Linked DNA regions of Homo sapiens: region 1 is linked to region 2. The links are chromatin loops, found by intact Hi-C in ENCODE. Cell type or tissue: Caco-2. All regions are shown on one strand. Each heading gives the region's core, and the rest is flanking DNA. Links, peaks and the distances in the headings are about the cores only.

Evidence for each region. Hi-C counts contacts between places; a loop is a spot of excess contacts. Peaks named below come from ENCODE experiments on the same cell type or tissue, not always from the same donor. Only the 100,000 strongest peaks of a DNase experiment are listed, where the experiment ranks them.
Region 1: it touches region 2 in a loop (2.7-fold over the local background); 2 of 110 quality-filtered maps call a loop at or near these places.

The regions. Positions count from the first base shown.
Region 1 is chr13:33,088,016-33,096,379 of GRCh38, reverse strand. No RefSeq gene overlaps it. Among named protein-coding and RNA genes, the nearest start is that of KL, 76 kb to the right of the region's middle. RefSeq lists an enhancer at 3,518-4,074. In Caco-2, for the core only: no CTCF peak of the experiment used is centred there; a DNase peak (open chromatin) is centred at 5,069.
Region 2 is chr13:33,213,766-33,222,129 of GRCh38, reverse strand. The region is part of intron 1 of STARD13 (StAR related lipid transfer domain containing 13); the gene reads left to right. Among named protein-coding and RNA genes, the nearest start is that of STARD13-AS, 60 kb to the left of the region's middle. In Caco-2, for the core only: no CTCF peak of the experiment used is centred there; DNase peaks (open chromatin) are centred at 3,899, 4,587 and 7,649; H3K4me3 peaks cover 260 bases.

The sequences.
Region 1 (8,364 bases), core at 208-8,207, 130 kb after region 2:
GGATCTCCAGCTTGGTGACAGCAGGTCATGGGACTTCTCCATCTCCAAAATCATGTCAGCTAATTCCTCATAGTAAATCTCCACATATATCTCCTATTTGTTCTGTTTCTCTAGAGAACCCTAACTAATATAAGGTCTGAAACCCAAGGAAATGATCAGTGCCCAAGGCTGGGGGTATATCACTTTACTCACTTAAGTGGTGTCATTCCTGACCATGTACTTAATGATCCAGTGATGCCCAGCCACCCCTTCATGTCCCCAGTGACTACATTGACCTCCCTATCTGGTGGGTCATAGGTCACTGATAGCCTAACTCTCCCGCTAGGCTATAGACTTTTAAGGGCATGGATCATGCCTCAATTAACTTGGAAACTTCATCTGTTAGGACCTTTTCTGCTGCATCATTCTATAAGCGTTTGTTAAAATGAACCAGTTTGTTAAACAGGACATAACAATGATAGAAGTTGCAAATGTCAAGATTTCATTCTTTTTGTGCCTGAATAGGATTCTGTTGCCTATATATACATTTTCTTTATCTAGTAATCCACTGACAGACACTTATGTTGATTCCATATCTTGAATATTGTGAATAGTGCTGCAATAAAAATGGGGGTACAGATATCTCCTCAATATGCTGATTTTATTTCCTTCAGATATATACCCAGCGATTGATAGATCATATGGTAGGTATATTTTTAGTTTTTTGAGGAACCTCCATATTGTTTGCAATGGTTGCTGGACTAATTTACATCCCTACTAACAGTGTATGAGCATTCGTCTTTCTCAGCATCCTTGACAGCATTTGTTATTTTCTTTTTGATAATAGCCATTTTCACTGGGGTGAGATGATATCTCATTGTGGTTTTGATTTGCATTTCCCTGATGACGGGAAGACAAATATCGCATGTCCTCACTCATATGTGGGAGCTAAACAGTGAATCTCATGGAGGTAGAGAGTAGAATGGTGGTTGCCAGAGGCTAGGAAGGGTGTGGAGGGAGGGAGAGATAAAGAGAGATTGGTTAATGGGTAAAAAAACACAGTTAGATAGAATAAGTTCTAGTGTTCAATAGCACAGTAGGGTGACTGTAGTTAACAAGATTTTATAGTATATTTCAAAATAGCTGGAAGAGAAGATTTGGAATGTCTCTAACACAAAGAAGTGATAAATGTTTGAGGTGATGGATATGCTAATTATCCTTATTTGATCATTGCACATTGTATACAGGTTTTAAAATATCACATATAGGACAGGAGCGGTGGCTCCTGCCTGTAATCCCAGCACTTTGGGAGGCCGAGGTGGGCAGATCACTTGAGGTCAGGAGTTCGAGACCAGCCTGGCCAACATGGTGAAACCCTGTCTCTACTAAAAATACAAAAATTAGCCGGGTATGGTGGCGGACACCTGTAATCCCAGCTACTCAGGAGGCTGAGACAGGAGAATTGCTTGAACCCAGGAGGCAGAAGTTGCAGTGAGCCGAGATTGCGCCACTGCACTCCAGACTGGGTGACAGAGCAAGACTCCATCTCAAAAACAAAACAAAACAAAACAAAACAAAAATCACATATACCCCATAAATAGGTACAATTATTATGCACCAATAAAAAAATTGTTTTAAAATGATAGAAGCCATGGAAAGGAAGCCATAAGCCAGGGACACTGTGAAGAGTACTCTAAAGCTAACAAAATCACTTCTATTTTCGATTTTGACTGCTTTGACCCTCCCCATCGTACAGAAGATGGAGAAATAGCTTGATATGGTTTGGATATTTGTCCGTCCCCTCCAAATCTCATGTTGAAATGTAATCCCCAGGGTTGGAAGTAGGGCCTGGGGATAAGTGTTTGGCTTGGCACCCTCCTCACAGTAATAAGCGAGCTCTCACTCTGAGTTCACATCAGATCTGGTTGTTTAAAAGTGTATGGCACCTCCCCTGTCTTTCTGTCTTGCTCCCTCTCTCTTGCTTCCACTCTTGCCATGTGATACGCAGCTTGCCCTATACTTTCTTCCGTGATTGGACGCTTCCTGTGGCCGTCACCAAAAGCTGAGCAGATGTCAGCACCACACTTCCTGTATAGCCTGCAGAATTGTGAGCCAATCCGACCTGTTTCCTTTAGAAATTACCCCGTCTCAGATATTTCTTTATGGCAACACAAGAATGGACTAACACAAAGCTGGTCTTCTAAAAAGTTAACTGTGATTGTTTCTGAAACTAGCACATGCTGAACACCTGTTTACAACAAACAGGAACATTTGCTTCCTTCACGCATTCAATAAACACGTATGAAGCACTCATTGTGTGCTAGATACTTATCTTAGGCATTCAGTGAATAAAAAGATGAATAAAATGAGGGAATAAAACAGACAAAATTCCCTGTCCTCATGGAGCTTATGATCTAGTGGAGAAAGCAGCCAAAAAAAACCTAAATAAATAATTGTCCAGGTAAGCTCTATAGGAAAACAAAAACAAAAGGAAAGAGATGGGCAATGGGAGAGTTGCAGTTTTGGGTAAGATGGTGAGGAAACACCCTACAGAGATCCGATTCAAAACTACACCCTGTCAGAGTTTTCATTTCCTTCCACTCCACTCAAATTGCTAAAACTACACTGGTGGGAATTATCAATTAATCGATTTGCTGATCACCTATGTCTTGTGAAGAAAAAGAAGTTCAGCAACTTAGACACATGCGTCCTCTGAGAACTGTCCTTGCTGATAAAGGACGGCTACATCTTCCCGGGCAGTCAGAAAGCAGGGCCAGCAAGGGATGCACAGATGTGAGAACACCACATGTCCCAGGCCACTCCATTTAATTGTTATGCCTAATGATAATGGGGAAGTCATTGGTTGTCCTGATTTCCAGAAATTGGCATGTCCCAATGGCCACCAGATACTTCAGAGAGTTCTCATATGAGCACTTCTCGTGTGCCCAGGAGCAGGCCCTGTGGATCAGCTTTGTTGTCCTCATCACCCACCCCGTCACCACTGCCCCTGCTGCCAATGACCCTGTCAGCTCACTGCCTGCTGGGCATATCTCCCTTCTGCTCTCTCAACACCGACCAGGCTTTGAGAGGAGACCTGATTCTCCCCTTGACATCTCTCTGTGGAGCTGGTCTGAGTAGGTAGGTATGTTAAATCCCCACAGCACACCTGAGACTAGGCCGTCACTGCTAATAAGACTCAACTAACACACTAGAAGCGTGTTAGAAGTGGAGCATAACTTAAAGCTGCTAATAAAGGTGGCCCCTCTTCGAGCCCATTCACCCAAACCTGGCTTTGGAGGCTCTTATCTATCCGGCCTGTCCTGCCATCCCCTCTATCAGCTCATCCTCCATGCTGAGAAGGAGTGAGCACTTCACCTTGAAGCAAGGGCCCCAGTGATCCCAAGCCCACCTCACTCTAAGGCAGAGTTCCCCCACGTCTTCATAATATGAGAAACATAGAATGTGATGGCAGGAAAAATGTATCACTTCACCTTGGGAGAAGAGCTACTTCCATCTACTTATCTATAGGGTGTGGCTGGACCCTCTGATTCCAGAAGATAATCACACAATGGACTTGCGTTGATTCATTTCCCTAAATCCGGTTACCTCATAGGAAACACCACCCCCTGGTTTCCCACAGGCATAGTCGGAAAGCCAGCCACCACCAGCCCTGCAAAAGTGGGTAGTACTTGTGGCTTCACTGCCTTCCCTTGCTGGGACCTTGTCCTCCCAGCAAGGTAGAGCAAGTTTCTCTTTAGTACCACCCTGTTCCAGAACCCCGTTTCTGTGTGTATCAGTCATCCCACCTGCTGAAACGCTGACTGATGACATTTTAATATGAATGAGTTTCAGACAGAACTATTTCACTACATATTTGCATAATTAAGCCTTTTATCTCTTTATTGGGAATCAGAGGCTTTGTCTCCTGTTACATGGATTTCAGGCATCAGCAGGTAGGTGGGAGCTATTTTTGGAACAATGAACAGCCTGAAATTATACGACCACATACAAAAGCCTAAACCTGAGAGTCGACCTGACCTTGTCTTCTAAGATGATTAGGCTGGGCAGAAGCATTTCTGCCTGCACAGGTCCCTCCTTCTCCTGGGAGGGTGGGGAGCTGCGCATTTCCAGGACAGTCTGGGGAGGAGAAATTTGTCTTGAATTCAGAAGAGCTCTTCCTGGCAGCCTTGCTGACATGACCCTTCCTTCACCTTGTTCCTCTTCTCGTATTCCCTTCTCATGTTCCTCTTCTTGTATTCTTCCGGATTCCCCAAATCCCACCTTTTCTTGTGGAAGAATCCCTAATGCCTTTGTGTTTCAGATTTCCAAGCCCATCAAGCATTTACTGAAGAAATGCCCAAGATTGTGTGTGGTATACACTTTGAGTGAATACCGTAATGCTCAGCTTTGTCAGAAACTTCCTGCCCAAGGAAGACCTCAGAGAATGCCCACATCACCTGACAGAGGTGAGAGCCCAGGGAGAAGGGAGCACATCTCTAAACAGACACAAGCTGAAGATGTTGTATGAGGAAGCACCCAACCAGGGTGCACTGGACCAAAATATAGAACAACTGGATTTTTGTGCTATTGCTTGGTTTTCCTTGTGGTCCTCCAATTTCTCTGTTGCTACCTCATCTACATATTAAAGTAAGAGGAAACAGGCCTAATAATCAATCCTACGATGAGTAGTTAGAAGCCACAGATAAAGAGTCCTGTCTTTCCTGGAGATGGGCAATTCAAAATCACTTGGGAGAAATACACTATCCAGTCATCCGAAATTAAATATGTTCTCTAAAGAGCAGCCACTAGCGGGAAACACCATCATCCATCACCGGCCCCTGCTGGAGCCTCTGTCTGTGAGGCTGAGCCTGGGGCGGCACACAAAAGAACCACAGGTTCCAGAACCATGTTTCTCTTCTAGAACCACAAAAAACAGAATGCCCAACTCAAAAGAAATTGGAAATGGCAAAGGAGGGCACATTTTTATTTCGTTTTCTGCCAGTTTTCAGGGATTCCAGTATAAGCCCACTAGGGTATGCACACAACACAAAAGACATCAGCCAACCCAATGCAAACATCAAACCAGCTATGCAGCATTTCAAACAAAATACAGCCATTATTTGACTGCATTGCTCAATTTTCAGAAGGCTTGTGGCTGTCCTAATCTTCCCCATACATCTCAAAGTTCATACTTTTAAGTCCTCTAGTCCTCATAACTAGATTACTGTACAGGGCTCAGATTATTGCAAAGCAGGCATCAAGCAGAATACTTTTGCATAAAACAAAGGGATTTTAAACACAGTACACACAGCAACAGCTGCTGCTTGGTAGAACTGAATGGGAATGGGAGAGGGGCCTTCTTCCTCTGAGAAGATAGAAAAACACTCTGTAACTTTTGTTCAAGGATTTGGGAGTATAAAACAAACAGCTCGTCGTGTTCCCACATTCCATAGTCAAGATGTTCTGCAGAGATTGGAACTAAACTGCTCAAAGTGACATCAGGAACTATGTAAATCAGGAGGAGAGCCTCTCTGGGGCTATAAATCTCAGGACAAGGTTAAGGTCACAACCCCGGAACAAGGGAATTCAGACCCCTCTTCTGAGAGACTGAGGGCTGAATACTTGCATACTGCTGGACAATAAGAAAATCCTATCAGCAGCAAGCAGGCATGGCACTTTACCAATGAATTTTCCAAGTGGAAATCTGCGGCTTAATGAGGAAGAACCATGGTGAACCAGAACTTCAGATCTAGTATGTTTGTACACATTAGGGGAATCTTTTGAGGCCCTGAATGCTATCTGCTCTTTGTCTTCCTGCCTCAGATCATTACCTACCATACATGGAACAAAATCTCCATTAAGGAAAAAGTGAGCAGACAGCAACAATTCCATGCTGACATGCTCTGGCTCTGTGTCCCCACCCAAATCTCATCTTGAATTGTAATTGTAATTGTAATCCCCATGTGTTGGGGGAGGGAACTCGTGGGAGGTGATTGAATCATGGGGGTGGTTTCCCTGTGCTGTTCTCGTGATAGGGAGTGAGTTCTCATGAGAGCTGATGGTTTTGTGAGGGGCTTTTGCCCGCATTTTCTCCGCGCTTTTCTTCATTCTTCATTCTTCCCCTTCCTGCCGCCATGTGATTTACCATGATTGTAAGTTTCCTGAGGCCTCCCCAGCCCTGCTGAACTGTGAGTCAATTAAACCTCTTCCCTTTATAAATTACCCAGTCTTGGTTATGTCTTTATTAGCAGCATGAGAACTAATACCTGCTATATACCAGGGAATTTTCCTATCTATATATAGACATATACATATACACATGTATATGTACACACATATATCCATATAATTTGATATTATATACAATTTATGTATCAGTCCTCACAAGTCCATACTATTTGTATTTTTTAAAAGAGTAAATTGAGGCACAGAAAGGATGAGAGACTTCCCTGAAATCATCACTCAACTGGGACTGAACTCCAGGCAATGTGGTATTTACTTGTTTGCTGACTTTAGTGAGGAGGGCTCCTCTATGGCAGGACAATGAGATGAACCACCCAGAGTGGAACTCAGGAAGACCCAGGGCAGAATTAGGCTGAATGGATCTTCTAGAGAGTGAAATGAGGAATATAATTGCAAAGAATCTCCATCATGAAGAAAACATTAAGGGCCAGGAGCCTGCACAGCATGACTTCTGATGAGCGCCGGCCCTAAAAAGGTGACGGGGCACATTTGCAGGGACATCTTCCACTTCTTGTTCAGCCATGCAACTTCTGCCCTCCCCAGCACCCCACTGGGAGAGAGAAGATGCTAAGGTGATTCACTGGGGTTCATGGCATTGTTTGCACAGCACATTATTAGCACAGCATTGCCAGGTGTCACACATAGTGTAGCTCCTGTGGGCACACAGCTGGGCCAGTGAGTAAAGCCTCATGTACAGATGAATCTGCCATCCCAGCCCTCTGGCCCATGCAAGCTGAGGAGTGAAAGACTACTTGCCTTTTACTGCAGTTCTCTGACATTTGCACAGCTATTAATAGAGATGTCTTTTGACTCCATTCTGCTATTGTTCTTGTGCATAGAGATTCTTCAGAGCCTAGTGGGAAGGACTGAGAAGAGGTGATCAAGATTTCAGCATTTTGGGGTCCCTGACAGTAATATCTAATGGCACTAAATTATGTCTTCTTTCTTGAAAATTGGGCAGAATACCAAGTACAAATGCAAAAGATGGGCATAGCCTCTAAGAGTGACCTCAGGATGCCTGAAGCCCAAAAATGCATTGAGGTTTTCAGAGACGTTCTGAGGATGCAAAACATTTTTTAAATAATAAAATTAGACTTTTAAAAGCCATATTTATGCAAGAATAAACAGAAGGAAGGAATAGGCTTCTACCTGACATGATATAATGTCAATAGAAGACAAAAGGAAGGGAAAATTATTTCTTATTTATAGCATTCTCATCTTTCCAGCCATAAAAATCTCCCCTGCTAAAAAAATGTAGAAAAAAACTTAATGGTTAAGAGGAAGTGGTGTTTTAAAAATACGTCCAAAAATTATTTGATGCTCTCTCTTCAAGAGGTGGAGCTTAATTTTCCTTCCCTTAAGTGTGGGCTTTATTTAGAGACTTGCTTAACAATAGAATATAGCAGAAATGACTGAGAGTGATTCCAAGGGTGGGTTTTAATTTCTCTTGGGTGGATACCTAGGAGTGGAATGGCTGGACCATATGGTACATTTTTGCTTAACGTTTTAAAGAACCGCCAAACTATTTTCCAAAGTGGCTGCATTATTTTACACCCCCTCCAGCAATGTGTGAGGATTCAACTTTCTCCAAATCCGCCCCAACTCGTGTTATTGTCAGTCTTCTGGATTAGAGCCTCTCGGTGGGTGTGAAGTGCCTTCTCAATATCCTTCACAGTTCTAAACTTTAAGCAAAAATAAAAGTTCCAAGTGATCACATTAAATGATAGAATTCAATTAACTCAAGTTCTGGTTCTTCCTCTTTACAATCACTATGTTGTCCCTGTTTATTTCAAATTGACAGTTTTAAAAAATCACAGGGATTGGAAACTGGAATTGAATTATGCCCACAGCAAAACAGAATAATTCCAAACTCTGACTTACTCTTAGTCTTACTTACTCTTGAAACAAACCCATGTAGCTGAGTCTGCTTGTGTCAAGGACTGACTATGAGGAGGAGGTTCTCTAAATTAACCTCCTTGTTGGCTTTTGAAGTGTTTATTAAATAATCAATAATAAAATGTGCTAATATGAAGTTTGCATGTATTCTCTCACAATTCAGCAGTGACTGCAGTAATTCATCACAACTTAGGACAATAAACTATTTTACTGCGGAAGAATGATTTATCACTAAATTATTTAGAA
Region 2 (8,364 bases), core at 46-8,045:
GTTGCCAGGCTGGAGTGCAGTGGTGTGATCTCGGCTCACTGCAACCTCTACCTCCCGGGTTCAAGCAGTTCTCCTGTCTCAGCCTCCTGAGTAGCTAGGACTGCAGGTGTGCACCACCACACCCAGCTAATTTTTATATTTTTAGTTGAGACAGGGTTTCACCATGTTGGCCAGGATGGTCTCGATCTCTTGACCTTGTGATCTGTCTGCCTTGGCTCCCCAAAGTGCTGGGATTACAGGTGGGAGCCACCGCACCCAGCCTAATGCCCTTGCTTTTTAAAGCTGAGTAATATTTCATTGTATGTATATACCACATTTTTTTATCCATTCATCTGATGGGTACTTGGGTTGCTTCTACCTTTTGGGTATTGAGAATAATGCTGCTATGAATGTGAATGTACAAATATCTCTTTGAGACAGAAGTTATCAATAATTTTTTGGCAAGAGGCCTGTGTTTTCATTTTGCACTGGGATCCACAAGTCTTATAGCCAGTCCTGCATGGAGGAATGGGACGAGAGTTAGCTGGAGACCCAAGGAGGAGCTGAGTTGGCCGAACAGAGGAACAGGAGGAGGGATCCACTCAGATGATCAGCAGGAACCCAACTCAGAGGGAAGAGGGGGATGCATGTCAAAGTAAGACTGATGCTTTTGCGCTACTGTCAGTTTGCAGTTCTCATAAGTTGCAAAAGTTTATGATGATGTTAGTCTGCCTTAAAAAGCAAGGAAATGTTTACCGTGCTACAACATGGGTGAAGCTTGAGGACATTATACTAAGTGAAATAAGCCAATCACAAATGGACAAACACTTACATGAGGCACCTGGAGAAGTCAAACTTATAGAGACAGAAAATCCAACAGTGGTTTCCAGGGGCTGGCGAATAGGGAAAGGGGGAGTTGTTGTTCAGTGGATACAGTTTCAGTTTTGCAAGATGAAAAAGTTCTGGAGATTGGTTGCATAAATATATATTTAATGCTACTGAAATGTACACTTTAAAATTGTTAACATGGTACAATTTTTGTTAGGTTTATTTCACCACAATTTTTTTTTAAGTTGATGACGAGTGTTTTCATTTCAGTAGTCCATCTACTACTGAATACTCTTCCAGGGCTTATCTATATGGATATGGGGGTAAGTTAACTATTGTAATGAATGTAAGGACTATTGTGAACTCCTCTAACTGCTCCAACGATATTCAGTAAATCTCTCATCTGTTCTTGCAGTTCTCTATAACTTTGTATCCCTCCATTCATTTTATAGAAGGCAAACATTTTCTGTTAATATAAAAATGCTATTCTTTTGTTGTTCTGAATTATGGAAACAATTAATGACATAGTGTAATCCATTAGAATCAGAACCTGGATGACTTTCAGTCAACTGTTTTCTAGAGATATCAAATATTAAATGCAGCCTTTATTTTATTTATTTATTTATTTTTTGAGATGGAATCTTGCTCTGTTGCCCAGGCTGGAGTGTAGTGGCACAATCTTGGCTCACTGCAACCTCCGCCTCCCAGGTTCAAACAATTCTTCTGCCTCAGCCTCCCAAGTGGCTGGGACTACAGGCACCCGCCACCACACCCGGCTAATTTTTTGTATTTTTAGTAGAGACGAGGTTTCACTATGTTGGCCAGGCTGGTCTCGAACTCCTGACCTCATGATCCACCTGCCTCAGCCTCCCAAAGTGCTGGGATTACAGGCGTGAGCCACCACGCCTGGCCTAAATGCAGTCATTTTTATAAGGGATCATCTTCACCCTTATAGCTAATATTCATTGTCTACAACCAGCTGATACTCATTCTCTAGAATCTAAAATAATAAATAATTAGAGTTATTTCCATGAATTTCAGATCAATGTGTTTCATGACCCTGAGGAAATTCATTCCCTTATTATTGTGTAAAGTTTTCTAGCCATTCAGTTTGCTATATCAGCTAGTTTTCACATGTGTTCTCCATTTGTATGATTCAGGTGTTTTATATTTGAATGCCTATTATGTGCCAGCAGTGCTCTACCCACTGAAGATATATCAATGTCCAAAACAGAAAAACATCCCTGCCTCATCAAGTTTTTAATCCAGGAAAAGACAGGCATTAAAGCCAAAAAGTGAGCAACCAGTGTGAAGGTGAAATGTGCTGTGGAAGAAAAAAGTTAAAGCAGGAACAGGCGTCTGATTGTAACTTTTTGATAAGGTGCTGTGGGTATATCATGGAAAAGCGTTCCTCTACCCATCAGTATTTCAGTCTGGAATCTGCAGTTGTCTATTTTTATACTTTTCTTCTCTTTTCTTCTTTCTTTCTTTCTTTCTTTTTTTTTTTTTGTTTGTTTTTAGAGACAGGATTTTGCTTTGTCGCCCATGGTGGAGTACAGTGGCGTGATCATAGCTCACTGCAACCTTGAACTCCTGGGCTCAAGATCCTCCTGCCTTGGCCTCCCAAGTAGCTAGGACTACAGGCATGCACCACCGTGCCCAGGGGTCTTGCTATGTTATCCATGCTGGACTCAAACTCCTGGCCTCAAGTGATCCTCCCGCCTCTGCATCCCAAAGTGTTAGGATTACAGCTGTGAGCCACTGCACCTGACCTATTTTTTTTTTTTTTTTTTTTTTTTTTTTTGAGAAGGAGTCTCACTCTGTCGCCCAGGCTGGAGTGCAGTGGTGCAATCTCAGCTCACTGCAAGCTCCACCTCCTGCATCCGACCTATTTTTATACTTGTTTCATTTTGCACTGGGATCCACAAATCATGTAACCAGCCCTGCATGGGGGAGCAGGATGAGAGTCAGCTGGAGCTCTAAGGAGGCGCTGAGATGGTCAAGCAGAGGAGCAGCAAGAGGGGTTCCCTCAGGATCAGCAGGAACCCAACTCAAAGGGAAGAAAGGGACACACATCAAAGAAAGATTGGTGTCTTTGCAGTACTTTTCCCTGCTCTACAGTCATGCCCTGGAACTGTGGCGTACTGCATGGTGACCGTCTCCCTCAGTCCATGGAAAGTTACTTTTATTTATTTATTCTGAGATTTATCCACCCCTTAGCATCTTACATAGTACCCTGTAATTGTATTTCACAATAGATATAGTAAACACGATTGTTATATTTTTAAAATTAGAAAGGGAAGACGCCCTGTAGATTTCCAGGGCCCTTATTTGTAGAGTCATCCAAGTTCTAGGTTTACCTTTAGGTTCTCCTTTAGAAGAAATAATCTTACAGGTATTCTCTGTTTTTTCAGTGCCGTGTTGTTCAGCATAACCAAGCATAGAATGATGTGACCTAATTCGTATTTATCACAGAGTATCCTTCCCTGTCTTTTTAATATCAAAATCTTAATGCTGAGTTTCACAAATATATAAACTACTATCTGTTCTTCACAGACAACTGAATGAAAGATATGTTACAATAATGCCATCTGAATTTATATAGTACTCTGCTGTGTTAAGGTATGGCAGCATTTCTTATAATGTTCTATTTAACAAGGAGGTTAAACAGGTTCCTATGAGTCAGACAAATGAAGTGAAATAGGCATCATAATGTAGGAATAGTGTGGGCTTTGGAATTACATGCTTTGGAGTGAGAACTAGATTTGAATATTGTCGTACCAGACCCCTATTCACTTCAGTAGAGATGGCACCAGGTTCAAGAGGCTGAAGGAGAGACTCAAGAGTCAGCAAATGAGACATAGGGTTTATTGAGAAGAACTTACATGCAGAGTGTTCCAGTGGTGGCAGGCTGGACAGGAGCACGGAGACCACCTTCAGAAAGCATGCAATTTATGTACCATTTTCACTTACCCTTCACCTGGAAACCTTCACTTAACCCAAAACAAAGGGTCTGACTCCCCAGGACAGCCCACATTCCATGGGACAGGCCGTGGGCTCAGATGTTCCTCATAGATAAGGAATGAATCTCTGGTTGGCCACTCCTGGATTCCTTAGCTTGGAACTCTGAACACGCATTCCTCTTAAACCATAGGGTAACTCTCAGGGTGTTGCTCAAGCTAAGCTGTTGCTAGCAGGTATGTTTGCCATACAGTAAAAAGTTGGCTACTTCCGTGTAACTTTTGACACCATTGAAATCTATGAGCTTTTGTTTTCTCCTCTGTAAAGTGGAATAAAATGAGATGTGTGTGAATTTGTGTGTGTGTGTGTATGTGTGTGTAATATAGTCTGCTCCAAGCTTTGCCATGAAGTAGACACTCAGTAAATGTTCATTTCCCTTGTCTTTCTCTTTTAAAATAAATCACTCGCCTGATTTACCTGTCCTGCTAGACTGAGGGCTTCCTGTTGGAAAGAACCGTGCTTTGTTTATCCTTGCCCCAGCAGAGACTCTGAGCTTATAGTTTTTTCAGTAAAGCTGCATTTAAAAAACAATTTTGAGCTTAACTTTTAAAATATTTTTCATGAAGGTGTTTATTTCTGGCTTGGTGCATTCTTCCCAGAGGGAGCATCACTCTCCTCCCTTGCTCTCTTGGAGGTTTTATCTTGTATCTTCCTGTTTTGGAAGGGCTTTCTGATGCCAGCCCAGTGAGCTCATGCAGCGCTAAGTGGAGAAGGCCAGGCCGCATGGTCCTCCTTGACCTGAGAAAATCTAAGGCCCCCTTCCCCTGTGTGCTTGCACCACACGTGCAGTCAGACATCACAGCAGCCACTCTGGCTTCCTGCCCATGAAATAAATGCTCTCAGTCTGACATTGCTCAGTCTGACAAGAGACATATTTGACAGGAGCAGGTTGGATGGAGAGGGTTTTGAAGAGGCCAAGCAGTGGAGGTGAAAGGCAGGAGGCAGGAGGTGCTCACACCATGGAGTCACAAGGGTGGGGCAGCCTCCTCACTCATCCCCAAGTGGCATGTCAGTACTTAGTTGGCACATGCCATCAAAAACAATGAGCTGCAAGAGTAGAAATGTCTTTCAAATTTCATGTCCTGTGGGCTATGATAGGTGTCATATGGTGTCATGCCAGATCCCTATTGACTCCAGCAGGGATAGTACCATGTCCAGAGGCCAAAGAAGAGACCTGAAGCCAGCCAACGAGACATAGGGTTTATTGGGGGGACTTACATATGGGGCAGTCCAGTGATAGCAGACTACACAGGAAGACCACTACTGTTTATAAAAAGCATGCAGTTATATAGCATTTTTACTTAGCACCCTCCACCTGGCAACCTCCATTTAACCCAAAACTAAAGGCCTTGATTCCCTGTATGGCCTGTGTTCCAAGGGATGGGCCAGGGATTCGAATGTCCCTCATGGATAAGAAGTGAAACTCCAGGTTGGCCACTCTCAGATTCCTTAGCTTGGGACTCCAAACACACATTCTTCTTAGACAATGCGGTCATTCTCAGGGCATGCTTCAGTTATGGTTGTCAGGTGCCTCTCCTATACATATGGTCAAATGTTACCAACCATATATTTATTTAAATTTTTTATTGCCATAGATTTTTGGAGAATAGGCGGTGTTTGGTTACATGAGCAAGTTCCTTAGTGGTGATTTGTGAGATTTTGGTGCACCTGTCACCCTAGCAGTATACACTAAACCCAATTTGCAGTCTTTTATCCCTCACCTCCTTCCCACCCTTTCCCCCAGAGTCCCCAAAGTCCATTGTGTCATTCTTATGCCTTTGCATCCTCATAGCTCAGCTCCCACTTATAAGTAAGAATATATGATGTTTGGTTTTCCATTCCTGAGTTACTTCACTTAGATTAATAGTCTCTAATCCCACCCAGGTTGCTGTGAATGCCATTAATTCATTCGTTTTATGGATGAGTAGTATTCTATCGTATATATATACCACAGTTTCTTTATCCACTCATTGATTGATGGGCATTTGGGTTGGTTCCACATTTTTGCAATTGCGAATTTTGCTGCTATAAACATGCATATGCAAGTATCTTTTTCGTATAATGACTTCTTTTCCTCTCAGTAGATACCCAGTAGTGAGATTGCTGGGTCAAATGGCAGTTCTACTTTTAGTTCTTTAAAGAATCTCCACACTGTTTTCCAGAGTGGTTGTATTAGTTTACATTCCCACCAGCAGCATAAAAGTGTTCCCTTTTCATCGCATCCACGCCAACATCTATTTATTTTTTATTTTTTTTATTATGGCCATTCTTGCAAGAGTAAGGTGGAATCACGTTGTGGTTTTAAGATTTGCATTCCCTGATCATTAGTGATGTTGAGCATTTTTGTATACGTTTGTTGGCCATTTGTATATCTTCTTTTGAGAATTGTCTATTCATGTCTTTAGCCCACTTTTTGGTGGGATTGTTTATTTTTTCTTGCTAACTTGTTTGAGTTTGTTGTAGATTCTGGATATTAGCCCTTTGTCAGATGTATAGATTGTGAAGATTTTCTTCCATTCTGATACCAACCATATTTTTGATCACAAAAAGTTTCCTGTTCTATCTATGGTTTTAAAATGGCCTGCACTCAAATACTTCAGGGAAATGATACTCTGCCTTCCTTTTAAGATGCCTAGAAAATGAGATTTCTCTGCTTGTTCTAGTCCCCACTCCAGTAACTCTTCAGTCACATTTAAGCCATGAAGCAGCCACATCTCCAGGTGATAGAAGTGACCTTGAATATCATGAGCATTATTATGTCTGAGCATCCTGGATCCAAACTCTGAACTACATCATAATCAAAAGAACAGAGTAAAAAAAGTTTTCAGTGTAAAAAATAAGTCATTTGCTATATTACAAAGTGAAAGAATGTTTATAGGTTATGAGGGGATGCTGTTTGGAGAGTTGCCAGAGGTTGAAATAGGAGATAGATCTTCACTGTTTTTGCTTTGTTTTGTAGAAGTAAAGCACTTGTTAGCCTTTGAGGGTTAAGACCGGCTGGGCAGAGCAGAGCCCAAGCTGCAAGGATGGGGCCTTCAGCATGACTCCAACAAGGCAGAAACATGTCTGCAGATGAAACCTCAGGTCTTGTAAGGAAGAATCCTTATGTGAAAGCAAGATCCCACCAGTCAGAGACTAGCAGGCTCAGTGAGAGGTGCTTATTTCCCCCCACCCCCCCCCCCAAGTACTCATTCTATTCCTGAATTTTCTGATGCACTTACCTCTAAGCTGGGCAAAGCATTTTCTTGTTCACTAAATAAATTATTTTGCAAGGAGCAACAGTCTATGTGTCTGAGGGGAAAAACTACAGTAGAACCTAATGCTTCCAAAGGACTTAAACAAGATTCTGTTTCCCTGGAAACCAAGTCCTTTCCTGCTGGTTGTACACATTTTTTGCAGGAGCACCTGTGAAAGGAGATCAGTAGCATCTGAATCTCTTGTCAGTGATGGCCCCCTTGAAACTCACAATGTCTGTGGTGTTTTGAAGCACATTCTGGTTGTTTTAGAAACTCATACACTGCACAGCACTGGGAATATTTGGTTTTAGCTACCATTGCAGGGGATGTGTGTGTGTGTGTGTGTGTGTGTGTGTGTGTGTGTGTATGTGTGCATGTGTGTGTGTATCTGCATGTGTGTGTTTGTGTGTAAGGTGATGGAAAAGAAAATCTGGGATTTATTAAAAGCTAAGGTCTTTAATAAGTTCTGAAGTCACTGAAAGGTTGTGGAGCTGGCAGATGCACTTATCACTCGGCGCGGATGTTCCTGCATTTGGATTACTGGGAGCATTATAGTAGAGCAGCTAATCTTTTGTGGCCAGTGCTGCTTGCCTATGTTGATAAGTGTGATTAACAACTTTAAAAGTCAAATACGTTAGCAAATGCCTTATAGCTGCCAGGAATGCTTGTGGCCACCCACGCTTTGCAGCAAAATGAGAAGTCAGTCTCAGGAGCTTAGGATTCCTAGACTTTTTAGATAAGTATGCCTCCAAGTTTGGTTTTTAAGTTTATTTCAACCCAGTCATGTAAAGTTATTGTTAGAAAGCAGTCAGATATAAAACCAAAAAATGAAGAATGTGCTTTTTGTTTGTGAGGTTTAAAGAGATGATGCTCATTACACTTTCAGAATCCTCTTTAAGTCTGCTTTCTCCTTAAATTTCAAAGTGAACTTTAAAAGAGATGCTAGATTTTTAGAATATTTCATCGCACAGTCGCTTGTGATGCGAACCCCGAATGAAAGTGAAAACTCTAGTGTATATATGATTTGGGTGAGGCCGGGAGAGGTGAAGTAATCTTCAAAATAGTGGAAGAAATCCAGCTTAGAAAGTGATCAGCCTGCCTTGCCACGTGACCTGGGGCTTTGTTCTTTCCATACTGCAGCTTCCTTGTTGATGCCCATTAGCATCTTAATTAAAGCAGGCCCTGTGCTAAGTGTTATACCAAGGATTTCTGGATTTCTCTGCCCAGGATTAAAGATACCACCATTGAAAATTTAAAGTATAAGCTTTGATATACAGGTAAAAGGTTAGTAGACAGTTGG